Linked DNA regions of Homo sapiens: region 2 is linked to region 1. A link is a loop called in an ENCODE intact Hi-C map of the cell type or tissue named here. Cell type or tissue: HCT116. All regions are shown on one strand. Each heading gives the region's core, and the rest is flanking DNA. Links, peaks and the distances in the headings are about the cores only.

Region 1 (8,352 bases), core at 45-8,044:
CACCCTCAAAATTAAGACTCTTACACGGTTTAAAAGTTGTATAACACTCTTTTCTTTCTGTCTATCTCTTTCTATCTATTTCTTTCTATCTCTACAATTGTTAGCACTTGCACTGCTTATATGTCCGTAAAAATAAATAAATAAATAAGATACAGCTTTCAGTGAGGAAAATGCAGCATCTTGGGAACAAATATTTATAGGATGATTTTTGTGAGTAGAACATTCTCAGTTTTATGGTATTACTGTCTCTCTCTTTACTTTTTAATTTTAATTAATTAATTAATTAATTAATTAATTAATTTTGAGGCAGAGTCTCACTCCTTCACCCAGGCGCAATCATGGCTCACAGCAGCCTCAACCTCCCAGGCTCAGGTGATCCTCCCACCTCAGCCTCCTGGGTACCTGGGACTACAGGCGCATTCCACTACCCCCGGCTAATATTTTGTATTTTTGTAGAGACGGGATTTCACCATGTTGCCCAGGCTGGTCTTGAACAAATGGGCTCAAGCCATCTGCTGATCTCAGACTCTCAAAGTGCTGAGATTATAGGTGTAAGTCATGGTGATTGGTCTGCTTTCATTTTTACATTTATTAAAGATTTTTTTTTCTTTTTATCAGATTTAGGCATGAACCAAAATTTATTTCAAGGTTACTACATGAAGGGGAAATTTTTCAAACAACACTACATGTTTTTCATTTACATTTATTCCTTTCCTATTGTTTATGCACTGTTATGAAACATTTTGAGATACACATATGGGCTGGGCACTGTGGCTCACGCCTGTAATCTCACCACTTTGGGAGGCTGAGGCAGGCTGATCACTTGAGGTTAGGCGTTCAAGGTCAGCCTGAGCAACATGGTTGAAACTTCTTCCCTACCAAAAATTAGCTGGGCATGGGTGCATGAGCTTGTAGTACCAGCAACCCAGGAGGGTAAAGTGAGACCATCACTTGAGCCCAGGAGGAAGAGGTTGCAGTTAACAGAGATCATGCCACCGTACTCCAACCTGAGTGACAAAGTGAGTCCCTGTCTCAAAAAAAAAAAAAAAAAGATACATATATGGAAAATTTCTTGTAAGTAGAACAGAATAGTTGAATTGAAGCTAAAGCCTTGACTGGATTTTTTATTTGTAAGACATTATCTGTTTCCAAACCATTTTAAAATTCATATGGAAACAAAAAAGAGCCCAAATAGCCAAGGCAATCCTAAGCAAAAAGAACAAAGCTGGAGGACAAAGCTATCCAACTTCAAACTATAATGTAAGGCTACAGTAACCAAAACAGCATGATACTGGTCCAAAAGGGACACATAAACCAATAGAACAGAATACAGAATCTGGATATGAGACCACACACTTACAAATATCTAATCTTTGACAAACCTGACAAAACCAAGCAATGGCGAAAGGATTCCCTATTCAATAAATGGTACTGGGATAACTGGTTAGCCATATGCAGAAGATTGAAACTGGACCCCTTTCTTACACCGTACACAAAAATTAACTCAAGGTGGATTAAAGACTTAAATGTAAAACCCAAAACTATAGAAACCCTGAAAGACAACCTAAGCAGTACAATTCAGGACATATGCATGGGAAAAGATTTCATGACAAAGACAACAAAAGCAATTGCAACAAAAGAAAACATTGACAAATGGGATCCAATTAAACTAAAGAGCTTCTGTACAGCAAAAGAAACTATCAGCAGAATAAACAGACTACCTACAGAATGAGAGAAAATTTTTGCAGTCTATCCATCTGACAAATATCCAGCATCTATAAGGAACTTAAACAAATTTAAATAAAAAAACAAAGAACCCCATTAAAAAGTGGGCAAAGGACATGAACAGACTCTTTGCAAAGAAGACATGCATGCAGCCAACAATCATGAGAAAATCTCAACATCACTGATCATTAGAGAAATGCAAATCAAAATGAAAATGAGATACCATCTCACAGTAGTCAGAATGGCTATTATTAAAAAGTCAATAAAATAACAGACACTGGCAAGGTTGTGGAGCATAAAGAACACTTCTACACTGCTGGTGGGAGTGTAAATTAGTTCAACCATTGTGGAAGACAGTGTTGCGATTCCTCAAACACCAAAAGACAGAAATACCATTTGACCCAGCAACCCCGTTACTAGGTATATACCCAAAGGAATATAAATCATTCTATTATAAAGACACATGCATGTGTACGTTCATTGCAGCGGTATTCACAATAGCAAAGACATGGAATCAACCTAAATACTTATCAATGATAGACTAAGGAAAATGTAGTAATGTACACCATGGAATACTATGCAGTGATAAAATAGAATGAAATCACGTCCTTTGCAGGGACATGGATGGAGATGGAGGCCCTTATCCCTAGCAAACTAACACAGAAACAGAAAATCAAACACCAGATGTTCTCACTTATAAGTGGGAGATAAATGATGAGTACACATGGACACATAGAGGGGAAAAACACACATTAGGGCCTTTTGGAGGGTGAAGGTTGGGAGGAAGGAGAGGATCAAGAAAAACAATGGGTACTAGGCTTAATACTTGGGTGACAAAATAATCTATACAACAAACCCCCATGACACAAGTTTACCTATGTAACAAACTTGCACTTCTAGCCCTGAACTTAATATAAAAGTTTTTAAAGAAACATTATCTGTTTCCATACACGATATACTTTGATTAAAATTATGGAATAAGGTTGATACACATTTTATTTTAGAAACATCCATTGCAAAGAAGAATCTGGAACAATATCCCAGTATCTAGTTCTGACATTTAGGCATGGTGAATTTGTAGTACTATCAAAGGTTAGATTTAGAAAGGATGTAAAATGTATTCTTGTCCAATAATTTATGGTTCAAGAAACCCTTTATAGAGAGGTGTTTAGACTGAGATAATATTTACTGCAGAGATATTAAATGCCACTTTTACTGTATTTTGAATTCTAATGTATTTTGAATTCTACAGCAATCTTGTGAAGTTGGGCATTTTTTGTCACTAATTTAAAGATAAGAGAGATTTGAAGCTATGAGGTAGTTGCTGTATGCCTGTTAGCAAGTAGTTAATCAGATTTACACCAAGTTGTCTTTTACCAGTAAATACTTGTTAATGAATAGATCAAGAAATGGACTTACAAGAATGATGTAACTCTGTATCCAACACATCATTCTTGTACCAGTATATAATTATTTATTTTAGTTTATCCCATTCAACAAAGCTTAATTGACTTGTATGACCTTAACTTAGCACTTTCCACTAAGATTAGTATAATTATAATGGCACATGTCTTTGCTGATAAAGAAATGACCTACACTGATTCATTATGAAATATATATGTGCAAATTCCAGACCCATCAAAAATTGATACTTTGGACTTATTAACGTTGATTTATGATCTACCCAGGAAATTACATGAGTGGGCAGATATTTAAGTCCCTAGGCTTTTCCACGTTACCCTAAAATAGAAACAAGTGTGTATTTAATTACTCCCATATGTGGCTCCTCTTCTAACAGAATTATTATAACAATTAGAATATTTGGACATGATTCAGTAATTTTGAATAATTTGCAACCTAAAGCGCTGGTGGAAAACACAAATTTATTTCTAATTATATTATTTTAAAAGTCTGACCACACTGCACTCCAGCCTGGGCGACAGAGTGAGACTGAGTCAAAAAAAAAAAAAGTCTGACCAATTAATAAATGATGACATTTAATTTCTGAGTATAAAATAAAATTATTTTAGGTGTCTTGTGTTGAGAATATTATCAATTCTACTTGATAATTAAACATCTGTACTTACATTAATATTTAATTCTGCTTATAGACGTCCACGTGGTAATGAAAATCTGTAAGAACTTTTCATTCATTTATAGAGTAGATATAAAAACCCTTGAGAACTTCCTAGAAGCTGGTATTTCTAATAGGAGAAGTAGTAGCAAAATGCAAAGAGATGGTATATTATGTTCACAAAGAGAGTAAATTGTTGTCAAATAATTAATATTTTAGCATTATTTTTGAGAATAGTCAGTGATTATTTTGAGAATACTCTGATTTTATTTTTCGAAAGTCAAATCTTTGTTAGAATATTGTTCAGGACACTTTTTAAATAAGACCACTCCTTCTTTTTCCACATTTTGCTTATTAAATTTTATAAGATGTAAATCAAGGTAGAGTAGCTTATATAGACCTGATTTTGTAACACTGAGTTATAATAAAGTTGTATAAACAATATCACAAAATATGCTTGCATTAGAGGCAAAATGTTCTGGGTTTTGATGCCAGCATTATCATTCACTAGCTGCAAAAGCTTGGCCACTTTTTTCTATATGCCTGAACCTCAATTATTCTATCTAAAAAGTGAGATATAGATAATGTTTACATCAGAGAGTTGTAAAAAAAAAAAAACTAACAATTACTTAGCATTTAACATATACTTAGTAGGCACTTTCAGACAAACTATTTATCTTTTAATCTTCAAACCAACAATGTGTAATAAGAATTATAACCCAAATCATTTTCAAGATAAAAAAATAACTTTCCATGTTTATATGGTTTAATGTGATTGATAAGGAAGATAAATTCACTTGGTTCAAACTCAGGACTACGTAGTTTAAAAGTTCATGCTCTTTGCGCTATACCAAAATGTTAAAATCTCATGAGAAAATACTTAATACATGGATGGCACTCACCAATTGTGAGTGTAAGTGGATGTGGGAGTTTTTCACACCCAATGCAAAATTCACCCTCTCTTTAAATCTCACTTTTTTTTAGCTTCAATTCAAACATGAAACCAGAGGGATACATTCGTGTGTGTGTGTGTGTGTGTGTGTGTGTGTAAATACCTTTTAGTTTATGATCCAAACCAGATTCAAGTGAAAACATTGGACATTTTTTCTCTGGTTGCAAAATGACTTAGCTTCAATGCGATTCTCAAGTAAGTAACCAACAGGGGGCATGAGAACACTGCTATTAACTGTCATTGGTGCTTGTCTGGTTTAACAAGTTTTCATCTGACATTTCTAAAACACTTAAAATATTATTCTAGCTGGCCGTAGTATTTGTAATTGCCTTACTAGATCTAGTTGCTGAAATTTAGTTTATTAATAAAGTGCTGTAACTCTTTATTAATAAAGTACAATTAATATTGTAATAAGTGCAATATTAATAAATCAAGCATTTTTATTAGCCAGGCATGTGTAGGGGAAAAAGTTAAGATTGGGAATTCAAATGAAAATGATTTAAATTAGCACAGAACTGAAAATGAAAATGTGATGCACATAAATGGCCCCATTATTGCAAGATAACAGAATGCTGTTCAGGCATTTTTCCTGTAACTGAGCAGACCACTAGTTAATTGTATATCTCTTTACTCTCACACTTCCCAATAGAAACACTTTTGTCTCTGCTATTTATTATGAAAGAAAACGTTTAAAGAGGAGAGTACAAAAAAGTTTGGGGCTGAATTCTAGAATGAATCACCATTCAAAAGAAACCTAATAGTATGCCAGTTGTTTTTATTCATATAACGTCAAATAGAGAATTATGTCTTTAATTTTCTATCAAATTTTGCTTACTGGTGCATTTATCGGGAGAGACTGAGGAGGGAAGTTGTACTTGGTTTTTTCCCTGCTTCCCACCGGGAAATTTAAGAGTCCTGAGAACTTTCAGGCAAGCTGTAGAACTTTACAGATATAACTTTTATCTGGGATTCTCACGAAACGTGCCAGAAAGGTCTTGTTTTGCTTAAGAATGGAAAGACCAAAGATATGACTGATTTTCCTTGCGGCTGAAGTAAGATAGAACGAGAGGAGAACCAGATTTGTGGGTTAAAGGGGGAACAGGTGACCTGCAAACGGTGCTGCATACTTGCTCTTGGTTCTTAAAGAACCCGCTCCTCCCCCCGGGGCTGATTTATTCAATACTCATACTCCAGATTCTTTATCAGCCGTGTCATTATGATAAGGATTTGCTAGCAAATTAATTTAGGTCAAACTTTTTCTCCCATATTTCTCTGGGAGTATTATAAAACAGTTCCAGACATGTTGGTTTCATATAGCAAAGTGACTATTGCATGTTACATATGTGTTAAGTATGATAGCACTCAGTTGTAGATGTGTGTTTGTGGTTTCAGGATCTTAGGATAAAGAGGAATTGCCTGCACATTTTCCCCTGGGCTAAGGTAGTTATGTAGATGTACGTTGTAATCTTTTGTAATTGGTTTATTCCAGGGTTTGTTTAGGACTTCACCTTTACTTAACTTAAAATAGATCACAGTTCTAAGAGGGGATTAGAGCCCAATCATAAGATTGGGTGAGTCTGTCCAGACACTGGACCTATTTCAGATTGAGTAAATGACAAAGCAATTTCCTGTTCTTTAACGTTGTGTTTCTATTACCAACCTTATTTTCCTTATTTCTGCTTTCCTCCCCAGTCAGCCCTAAAGACTGTCTCTCTCCGCTGTGAATCTCTCTCATCTTACATATCTAATCCACTTCAGCTGAAATCCATATTCCCAGTCACATTAGAATTTAGATGTCTGAGAACTCAGTTAAGAAGCAACTGAAATACATTTATCAGGCAAACTTCTCCTGATTTGATAAAGGACACTAATTATAGTGTTCAGAAAGTCTAAATTTTTGTCTCAATTTTCACCTCTCAGAATTTTACATTTTCCCACTTTTAAATAATTAAAATGCAGTCTTCACTGCAGCCCTGCCCTTGACAGTAGTGTTTTGAGTTTGTTTGACAGTGGTATTAATAGATTTTCTCTAATCCACCCTCTCTTGTCTATTTCCTCTTGCGACCAATAGAACTCATTTGGTCCGTAGCCATAGAATTGAGTGAAACTAACTGGCCCATATGGCAATTGAACTTGCAATCTTAACGTTATTAACACCACACTCCAACCAGCTGAGCTAACAAGCTAAGAAAATCAAATTAAACACTATACACAGCTCCTGGTTAATTACATTTTCCTCTTTTGGGCTCTTCATTATGGCCACTTTTTCCAATTACCAGCTTCTAAAGGGTAAGGATTGAGTCTATGGGGCTCTTGTTCATTTTGCTCTTAGTTGAAATTATAGACTGGAATGTGCTACTTAAGTTCAGGCAGCAAAGTCATGAGCATATACTAGCAAAATTATGGTACCTAATGTTCTTTGACAGAGGTTGAAGGAGCACATTTCAAACATCCCAAGAAGACAGCTGCTGCATTTGTAGTCAAAAGGAGTGATGGAAATGGGCTTGGCAGCTCTTTGATTCATTTTCTGTGCATCTCCTTTCCCGTCTCTGAATCTTAATCTTATTTCTGCCCCCATTCCTACCTTACTTCCTGCTAGAAAATATGTACTGTGCTTTCATGTGAACCCTGGATTGCAGATGAAGCCTGACTTCTAATCATGCTTAATGACCTGCCACCTTAACATTATAGCTGAAGTGCATATCTATTGTGTCCAGAAATCTGACTTTCTAAGTAGTATATGTAAACAACAACAATCTGTCTGTGATTCTTGATAATTAATCCAGTGTTCTACTCATCAAGCAGCAGTGCGAACAGGACCTAATTCTTTCTTTGCGTAAATTGCCAGGCATGGATAATAATAGTTTTACTAAATTTAATTCATTTTAATTAATTAACATTTTGATGTGTATGCATTTATAAATTCCCTAGGCATTTACCATATTAATGTTTTACGATGAACCATCATGTCAACAAATATTGCGTCTGAAATGTTTAAATACGCTGGATCTTTGAATGCATTGCTAGCTTTACTTTATGATGCATTATTTAAGATGTTGGTTTTTGAGATTGAGAGAAGTCAATTACAGGCTCATAGAGTGTCTTTTAATACAACCTTTTAGTTTGTATTCCTCTGTGGATTAACACAATTTAGGAGACAATTTAATAGAATAAAATAAACGCTAAATATCAGTTAATAATTATAAACCATTCTAGTACTCAAGTTCTGCAAGGAGTCATTTTTGTCTTATTTATTACTTGAAATAGTGGTCATTAAATTTGTTTTCTTGGAGAAAAAGCCAGGTTTCTTTTGGCAGATATACAGAGATCATGTACTTCAACTTCATTTTACACATGGAAAAAAAAAAAAGTAAAGAAAAAACAAGAGGCATAATGAGGGAAAGATCTTCCAAGCAAGATAGTATTATAACCAAGAGACAGCACCAAAGTCGCTAAATGTTGTGAAATTAATTTTGTCCCACACCCCAAAAATTCGTATGTTGAAACACTAACCTCCAATGTCACTGTATTTGAAGATAGGGCTTTTGAGGAGGTAATTAAGGTTAAAAAAAATCATGAGTGGGGTCCTAATCCCAAAGGA
Region 2 (8,352 bases), core at 75-8,074, 1.8 Mb after region 1:
AGACGGGCAGATTGCTTGAGCCCAGGAGTTCTAGACCAGTCTGGACAACATAGTGAAACCCTGTTTCTACAAAAAGATACAAAAATTAGCTGGGCATGATGGCGTGTGCCTGCAGTCCCAGCTACTCTGGAGGCTAAGGTGGGAGGATCACCTGAGTCCAGAAGGTCAAGGTTGCAGTGAGCCATGATTGTGCCACTGCACTCTAGCCTGGGTGACGGAGTGAGGCCCTACTTCAAAAAAATAATTATAAACTTAAGTGCTGTTTGTGGCTGGCAGTATGTTTAGTATAATAGAGAGATTCAAAGAAAGCATGAGATTTGTTTCCTGCCTTTAAGGAGTTTACAGTATGGTCACACAGGCTAAAGAAAAATCATGTTAAACTGATTCAGTGTCACCGCTGATTAAAAAAACAGTGACATTAGGATACACAGAGGGAGAAGAGATCTTTCCACTACACCCAGAAAAAGGAGTACAGTGTGAATCTAGTAGCAGAAACACTTCCATTATTTGTATATATTTTGTATTTGTGTAATTTTGAATGTCCGGCCTTCCAAAGAAGACACACAAGCATGTTGTTCAGGGCATTGTATTTGTATCTTTCAAAATGATCATTTAACAATGATCATTCAGAAGAAATAATCATTTCTTCTGAAATAAGTTTTTAAAAACATAAGTTAGAAAATATTGACCAAGCTAGCTCCATATATGAAGAAAAGTCTATTTCTATTGTTTTAATACAACAGCCTTAAGTCAACCACTAGGGGGAAAAATCCTGCAGTACACACTGCAGTAGATTTCTCCAAAACTGAATGTCCAGCAGTATTTAGACAAGGTGTACTTTCCCTAATAGATTAATCTCCAGGCCAAGCCATACACTAGGGTTTCAAATAAGGTGAAAGTCTTGGGCCAGCCACCATGCCATACTACCTCCTCTCACAGGGATAAAAATAAAGCATTACCAGCAAGTCCAACAGGATGGAGACCAGGCTAGTGTGGAAATTTGTCTTATTGACACTATTGAGAGAAAAAGCCTGACTTCGCACAGATTAGCTCAAGCTGAAACTAAAAGCTTGCATCCTCAGTTGAACTGACACATATAAACCCCATCGACATATATTTTTAAAGTGAGAAATTCCACCCTTGTATATTTTTAGATGAGTGATATAAAAGTAAATTAAGATATATAAATCATTATCACAGAGGAAAGATCTCTCTTGAGGAGCAGGGGAAACTCCAGGGGTTTATTTCTGAAGTTGTTGGTTCAGTGACATTGTTTATTTGGCCCTTCTATTTGCAAGTCATTATGCATTCATTTATAATTTAGTTGGGCAGATCATGTTTATACATTCCTTTAAAATCATTGTATCTTTTCACCCAGTATCATCCTTTCAAATGACAAAAACTTTTTTCTTCACTAGTTTATCCACATATTCCTGTCATTGTCCATAAAAAGTATAGATATCAGTATACAGGAACAAAAAAGAGGAGCACTGCTGTTGCGGGGTCAGGGGCTGTGACCCATAGAAATTATCACAGAGTTCCCAATACTATGTAAACACACAGCTAAGGATTCCCCAAATGATCACTCTGCATATCCAAAATTATAAAGAGGCTCTAGAGAGTTTCGCCTAAATCAAGTTGCAGAGAACCAAATATTAGAAGCGTTCTAATACGGAGGTAAACATACGTTACAGGGAGCAAAGACATTCCTCAAACCCTCAACTCTTTTCCTGAATGTATTTGTTTAACCTGTGTTATATACTCACTATTTCTACTATAGGGATATGAAGAGGAACTGTTTAATTCTGCCTGAATAATCACACAGTTTATAATTATCTTAATAACCATTTTAAAAATGTAAAGGCAATTCTATTCATAAAAGAGGTTAAAAATAGAGTAAGATTAAATACCAATAGTGGTAATTCCAGGGAACTTGCTTAGAAGTACCTGAGCCGTAAGTGGAATCAGCTGACACAATAGCTTCAAAGACTTGGTAAATTTTGAGGATTTTAGTAATTTAAGACCATCAGGAAAACTAAATGTGAATGATATAGAACCCTGACCGTATTCCAATTTTACTATTCATTAATTCATTCAGTAGATAAATATTTTTCAAGTACTTTCTAGGCTCTGAGGATATAATATTGAAAAAGAGTGCTATGTTTTGCAACTTACATTCTAATATGGTAGACATGCAATACATAAACCATACAAATATCCTAAAACTTTATGCTGGCCCTTGTTGTTATGTACAACATTCAATGTTTTAAGAATACTAAATGCCTACATTGTTAGTGGCACTAGGAATGAACTGATGATGAAATCCCCAAATTTCAGTCCCATGTTCACGATCATCTTCAATATCACACAGCCTATTTGTATAATATTATCTCTTACTGCTTACCTCTGAGACCAATAAAGAAGGCCATAGCCAACCCAAACCAAATGTCTGACCTGAATACATCTCTCGCCCAGAACCTCTTCACACCTACCAAAATTGTTCTTTTAAACCATCTGTTTAGAAGGGGGCTTTCCAATCTGAAGGCCTTACTAATGCCCCTAATTTAGATCGCTCCCTCAATTTAAATGCTACACACCTGTGCATGTCTCACTTTAATGGCATTTATTTTGTATTTTACTGTGTACTCATATTCATGAACATGCCTAACCTAGTCATTTGAATGGCAACTCTTTGAGGACAGGGACTCAATAGTTTCTAACTTTTCTCAGTATTTTAGGCTTTATTTAGCATGCTATCTTACCTAGTTAGCTTTCAAGTCATATTTCTTGTATTGAATTGTGTTATATCTGCTTATGTGCAATGATAAAAGATACAATTCAGTCACTGGTTCATGAACAACATCTGTTCAAGGGAATCTATACAAGTTTATAAGTAATCTAACATTAATCTTAGAGTAATATTACTAAATATAAAACCTCAGCCTCGATTATGTCCAATTTAGCTCTGAATCTTAATCTTTCAATTTTGTTGTTTCTAATATAAACTCTCGGTCAGAACTCTCGAGTTTTCAAAACTCTTGTGAATTCCACATACAACCTGAACTTTAGGGAACCTATATTTATATATCTATGCATCCTATCCCCATATAATCACCTCGGCAAATAATTTATGTTCAAAATGTAAAAACCAACCTTTCCTCAGAATTTAAAAGCATAGAAAACTCAATGCACAACTGAATGAAATTCAACAAATGTAAAGTATAACAGTAAAACAAATATATTCTTTTAAATTCAGATTTAATATTGTGGTAATGGATCTGCATACTAAGTTATCCAGATAGACATACAATGTATGAAGGTGCAGAAATTCATCTATATTCAGCACATGTCTATTTGTAATCATACGATAATAATTCTGCATCTAGGTCACATATACATGTGTATATACACAACACACATTTACAAAACAAAATGTACATATGCATGACATGCATTTTTCATAACTAGTGTTTTCATAGCTACACCATGTTTTTTTCTGGCACATAGATTTGAAAACACTGATATATTACAGGTGTGTTTAAGTCTACACCTACAGGTAAAAGTCTACTCCACGGCAGTCAAACATTTTTTGCCATTGTCTTTTAAGTCATATCTAGTAACACTGCACAGTGATACAGTTTAGGTTTACTTTCTTTTTCTCTAACAAAGAAACATAAAAGTATTTTTCTATCATTATCATGTGTTTCTTAAGACTGTGACTCGGGTCACATTTCTATTAATAAACAATGTTCCGTAAAGCTTTTATTGTATCATTTTGGAAAAATGAAAGATTGTGACTCCCAAGTCCCCATGATCCTGGTGAACATGAAATGGGTGTATACACATAGGCGCAATCCAGGACACACAACGTTTGGTACACAAAGGACGATCAGACCAGTCCTACCCAGAACAATTCCATTGAGTAGTTTCTGTTGCACGTACCAGCTCGGCTGCCCAGGATCCATTCTGCCTTTAAATACTACAAAGCAATTTACACTCCAAGTGCCGCCCGCTTAAGTTCTTCCTTTTGCTCTCAGAAATGGAAATACTTATACAGTGAGTGATGCCTTGTTGCAGCTGCTTCGCGAGTCCAGAAACCCATCTCTGAGCCGCGCGGGATTAAGCCCTGCGGCTCCAAGCTCATTCTCTCCAGCAGCTGGCAACTGGCCGGTCGCTGGGAGGCGCGAACGAGCACCAGCACGCCATCTGGAGGCGTTAAGAAGCAGCTGCAGCAAATTTATAACAACTGTGGGTGGAACAAGGATGTCAGAAAATTCTCTTTTTAAATAATCAAATGGTTTTTTCTCTTGTTAAATAATCACATGGTTTTATTTACACATTTCTGTGGATTAAGAAAAGACCAAAAATTGCAGGAAGATCTCATTCTGTTGCCTATGAATATTCTCTGTCTTTCGTACTTCACAATAAAATAAAAAATATAGATTTCACGTATGTACAAACACCACGAGATGGCAAATTTTCTGCTTCTTGGTGACTCGTCTCAAAGGAAGATAATTAACACTGACTACTATCAGAAGTTTCAAGATTTGGGTATTTAACTGAAAGGCAGCTTTCCAAAAGAGAAATCTATCCCTCTGAACTAACGCAATCCAAGTGCGTTAAACATGCTCTGCTACTTTGAAAAACTATGAACCTTACCTCTGGAAATGTTTAGTCTGCTTTTTATCAATGCATTACACTGACTTTAGTATGAGAACAAGGAAAAGCAGTTTCAACTATACCTCATGTGATCAGGTGTTCATATGACTTTAATATTTCAAAAAAAAAGCTCTTTCAATTAATTTCCCACTATTAATCTCCCTAAGCTTCTTTCCCTTAAAGAGAATAATTTGGTATACCTGGATGAGATATAAGCTTAATTAATTGAATAGAACATTTTATGGCTTGTCTACTGCGGCATGCATTTAGAAATATAATCGTTAAAAATTTCTTCATTACCTGCAGATGAGTGAACCCCACCCCTGCCACGACTCCTACTTCTATCATTGCATCACGATTTTCAATTTCACTTTTTAAAAATACAAATTTCACTTTAAAACTCTTTAATCAGAATCTTATGTAGAGTGGTTGTGGTGTTTTTTTGTTTTGTTTTGTTTTGTTTTGTTTTGTCAGGGAAATGTGAACCAGAGATTGATTATGCACTCTGTGGGGCCCTCTTGGGAAACAGAAATTCCTAATCACTTCATTTTCAAATCAGTTTTTGAGAATGTCCGGCAGAATAAACAGAAGAAATTTCCTCCATCAGTATTTCATCTCAAGTGTTTATTTCCATTTGTATAACAAATGAACATACCGGTTTTTCAAGTACATACCACTAAACATATTCTGAAGAAAAGTAAAATTTTTATTTTAAATACAGATAGTATGTACCAAATATTTATACTGTAATTTTTGTGAGTTTGTTAAAGGTCCGAAAACAGATGTTTTCACATATAGATGTGTCTAACCAAATAAAATTTACATGAATATTCAGATGTAACATGTAGATAAATCAGGGATAAATTTTCACACATAAACATCTTGACCTTACAAAATCATTGTTTAAGTAAATATTCCCATTTTTTACAAAATATTGTTTAAGTAAATATTAAGCATTGTTTAAGTAAATATATAAAAATTTAAGAATTCTTTTGAAAATATTAAGTAAATTAAATATTTAAATGTATAAACAGAAAAAAAAGTGAGACATTAATGAGAGGAGTTAACATATGAATCTCATAGTCAAAGACATTGTGGCTATGCTCATCAGAACCAGCTGAAAATGATAGGAGCTGATGCTGCATGCAGAAAAGATGACGACGTGGTTAAGGGAGGAAGAAAAGTATTATGGTCACGTGTCGTTTTCTGAAAGGTCTAAAGTTAGTCTTAAAACACTGAGAACAGGGAAAATATAATAAAGGAGTAAATCACCAAATAGAAAGATACTAAGGAAGTAAAGGATGTTATTTCATTTTCCATAATTTAATATGTGTAACTCAAGAAAAGAAAAAGTTTAAGACAATGTCACACCGTGAGGTCTAAAGAAAGAAAATAATAGGGGCCTTTTAATGTCTGTCTCTTTCAGTGAACTAGGATGAAGATCTGTATTAGATTTCTATTACTGTATAACAAATTACCAAAAATTTAGTGGACTAAAACAAAATACATTTATTACATCACAGTTTCCATAGGTCAGCAGTCCAGACATGGCTGAGTCCTCTGCTCAATGTCTTATGAGACTGTGATCAAGAGGCCAATTGGGCTGTATTCTTATCCAGAGGCTTGACAGAGAATAATTTATTTCCAAATTTAATCAGGTTGTTGAAGTATTTATTTCTTTAGGGTTGTAGAACCCATGGTTGCTTGCTTCTTCAAGGACATCAGGAAAATGTGTTTTCATTTTCAGGCGGTCACCAATCTCTCTTTTAAGGAATTTCACCTGATTAAGCCAGGCCCACCCCCAAATAACCTCTCTTGATTAACTCAGAATCATCTGATCAGGGAGTTGAATTACATCTGAATAATTATTTCCCCTTTGCCATATTTTATTGAGTAGAAGGAAGTACCAGGTTCCATCCACACAAAACAAGAGGGGATTAGGCAAGGGCATGATTCATTGGGGGTCACCTTAGTGTGTGTCCACAGCAGGATCTATGTAAAGGCATGATATTTCTTGCTTACCACGCCAAAGTTAATTGGGATAGCCTTGGGGAAGTGACAGTATGGGGTAATTTTGTTGTCTTTAGAGTCAAGGCAGAGACTTATTTATTTATCATAGGAGAACTATAAATACATAGTTATATCTGTGATGAAAGAAGTGTAACAAGAACAACAAAAGCCTGGAGGAGTCATCTGATGAAGAAGAAACATGGAAGTAAAAGACTGATGCAGTGAATTGAGGAATGATGTCAGACTCATGAGTAGGACTTAGGACAGTGAAGAACATTGGTGCAGATGAAGCTGCAACAGTTCTATGTGTTAGATGTATTTATGTTGCCTGGATGTCTTCCCACAGGCCCTCAGGCCTATGCAGCCATGTTCTGAGGTGGCTCTGCTTTATTAGATAAGTGTGTATACCTGACTGAAAAGAATACAGTCAGAGATTGTCCAGAAATTTGTGGTCTGTGTGGCCTTACTGAAAAAAAAAAAAAACAAATAACCTATCCAATTAGATTTTCAGGAATTTGAACTAACAGAAAAGAGAGAAGTTATCAGTTGCTAGAGAACATTATAAATTAAAGGTCATGAAATAACTGTGAACTGACTGCTAGCTAATACAAAAAAGAACTACTTAGCAGGAAAAAAAATGGTGGAGACTCAAAAGGAAGTAGCGATTAGAAGTAATAGTCATTCATTTCATTCCTCCAAAACATTCATATGTAATTCCTATTATGTACTGGGCACTGCTTTGGGTGGCAATGGTACCACAATGAATTAAAGTCCCTGTTCTGATGAAACTTATTGTTGTAGGAGGTGGTAGACAGTAAAACCCAAAAGTAAATAAATTATATATTATCAGGTAGAGAAACTGTAGGAATAAACAAGTTATGCAGTTCAGGAGTAATGAGGGAATTACTACTTGGGATAGCATGGTCAAGAATGCCTACATGACTGTATGTCATTTGAACAGAAACCTAAATATAGTGAAGGTGCCAGCTAATATTTGTGGAAGGATGTTCTGGGCAGAGTGCATAGCAGCTTCAAGTGTCCTGAGATATGTGTGCTCTTCTTAAGTCGAAGGAAAAGCAAGATGGAAAATGTGGCTGGCACAGTGGGAGCAAAAGAGTAAATGATAGGGCATAGGTCAGATACAGGCTGAGTGAAAGATCATATAGGGCTTATAACCTGTGTAAGGACTTTGGCTTTTACGTAGAGAGATAGGAAACCAGTAGAGGGTTACCGAAAATTGCATCATACTTGAATTTTTAGGAATCACTCTGCCTTCTGTAAAGAACGGAAAGAAATTAAGGAAAGTGTCAGGGAGGCAACCATGCAGACCCCAAAAGAGACAGAAAAAAGATCTAATATCCAATTATGTTTCCCATGAAGTTTGGCTGTACTAGTTTCAGTTCTTGATTTCTATGAGATGAAGACCGTAAATCTTTTAAATAAACAAACAAACAAAATCCCACCAACAACCCTTTTCTTAAACTAGTTGGATGGATCTCAATTCCTTGTAAAGTGAACACTATACTGTCCACATGGTAGAAAGAAGCCAGTCCAGCTTACTGAGTAACAGGTGTTGCGTTTTGGTTGATTCATCCTATCAAGCTGAGTTGTATATGAAAGGTCCCTGCATGAATTAGTACTTGCTCAAAGGTTTAAGGAATGTCGAAACTGTTCAGCACTTGA

The links. Peaks named below come from ENCODE experiments on the same cell type or tissue, not always from the same donor. Only the 100,000 strongest peaks of a DNase experiment are listed, where the experiment ranks them.
Region 2: it touches region 1 in a loop (12-fold over the local background); 8 of 110 quality-filtered maps call a loop at or near these places.

What each region holds. Positions count from the first base shown.
Region 1 is chr3:167,029,082-167,037,433 of GRCh38, reverse strand. No RefSeq gene overlaps it. Among named protein-coding and RNA genes, the nearest start is that of ZBBX, 350 kb to the left of the region's middle. In HCT116, for the core only: a CTCF peak has its summit at 4,951 (motif pointing right); a DNase peak (open chromatin) is centred at 4,933.
Region 2 is chr3:165,202,750-165,211,101 of GRCh38, reverse strand. LINC01322 (long intergenic non-protein coding RNA 1322) reads right to left here and starts at 4,154. Exons shown (of 6, transcript NR_174101.1): 1 at 3,943-4,154. In HCT116, for the core only: CTCF peaks have their summits at 769 (motif pointing right) and 4,194 (motif pointing left); DNase peaks (open chromatin) are centred at 771 and 4,141; H3K4me3 peaks cover 859 bases.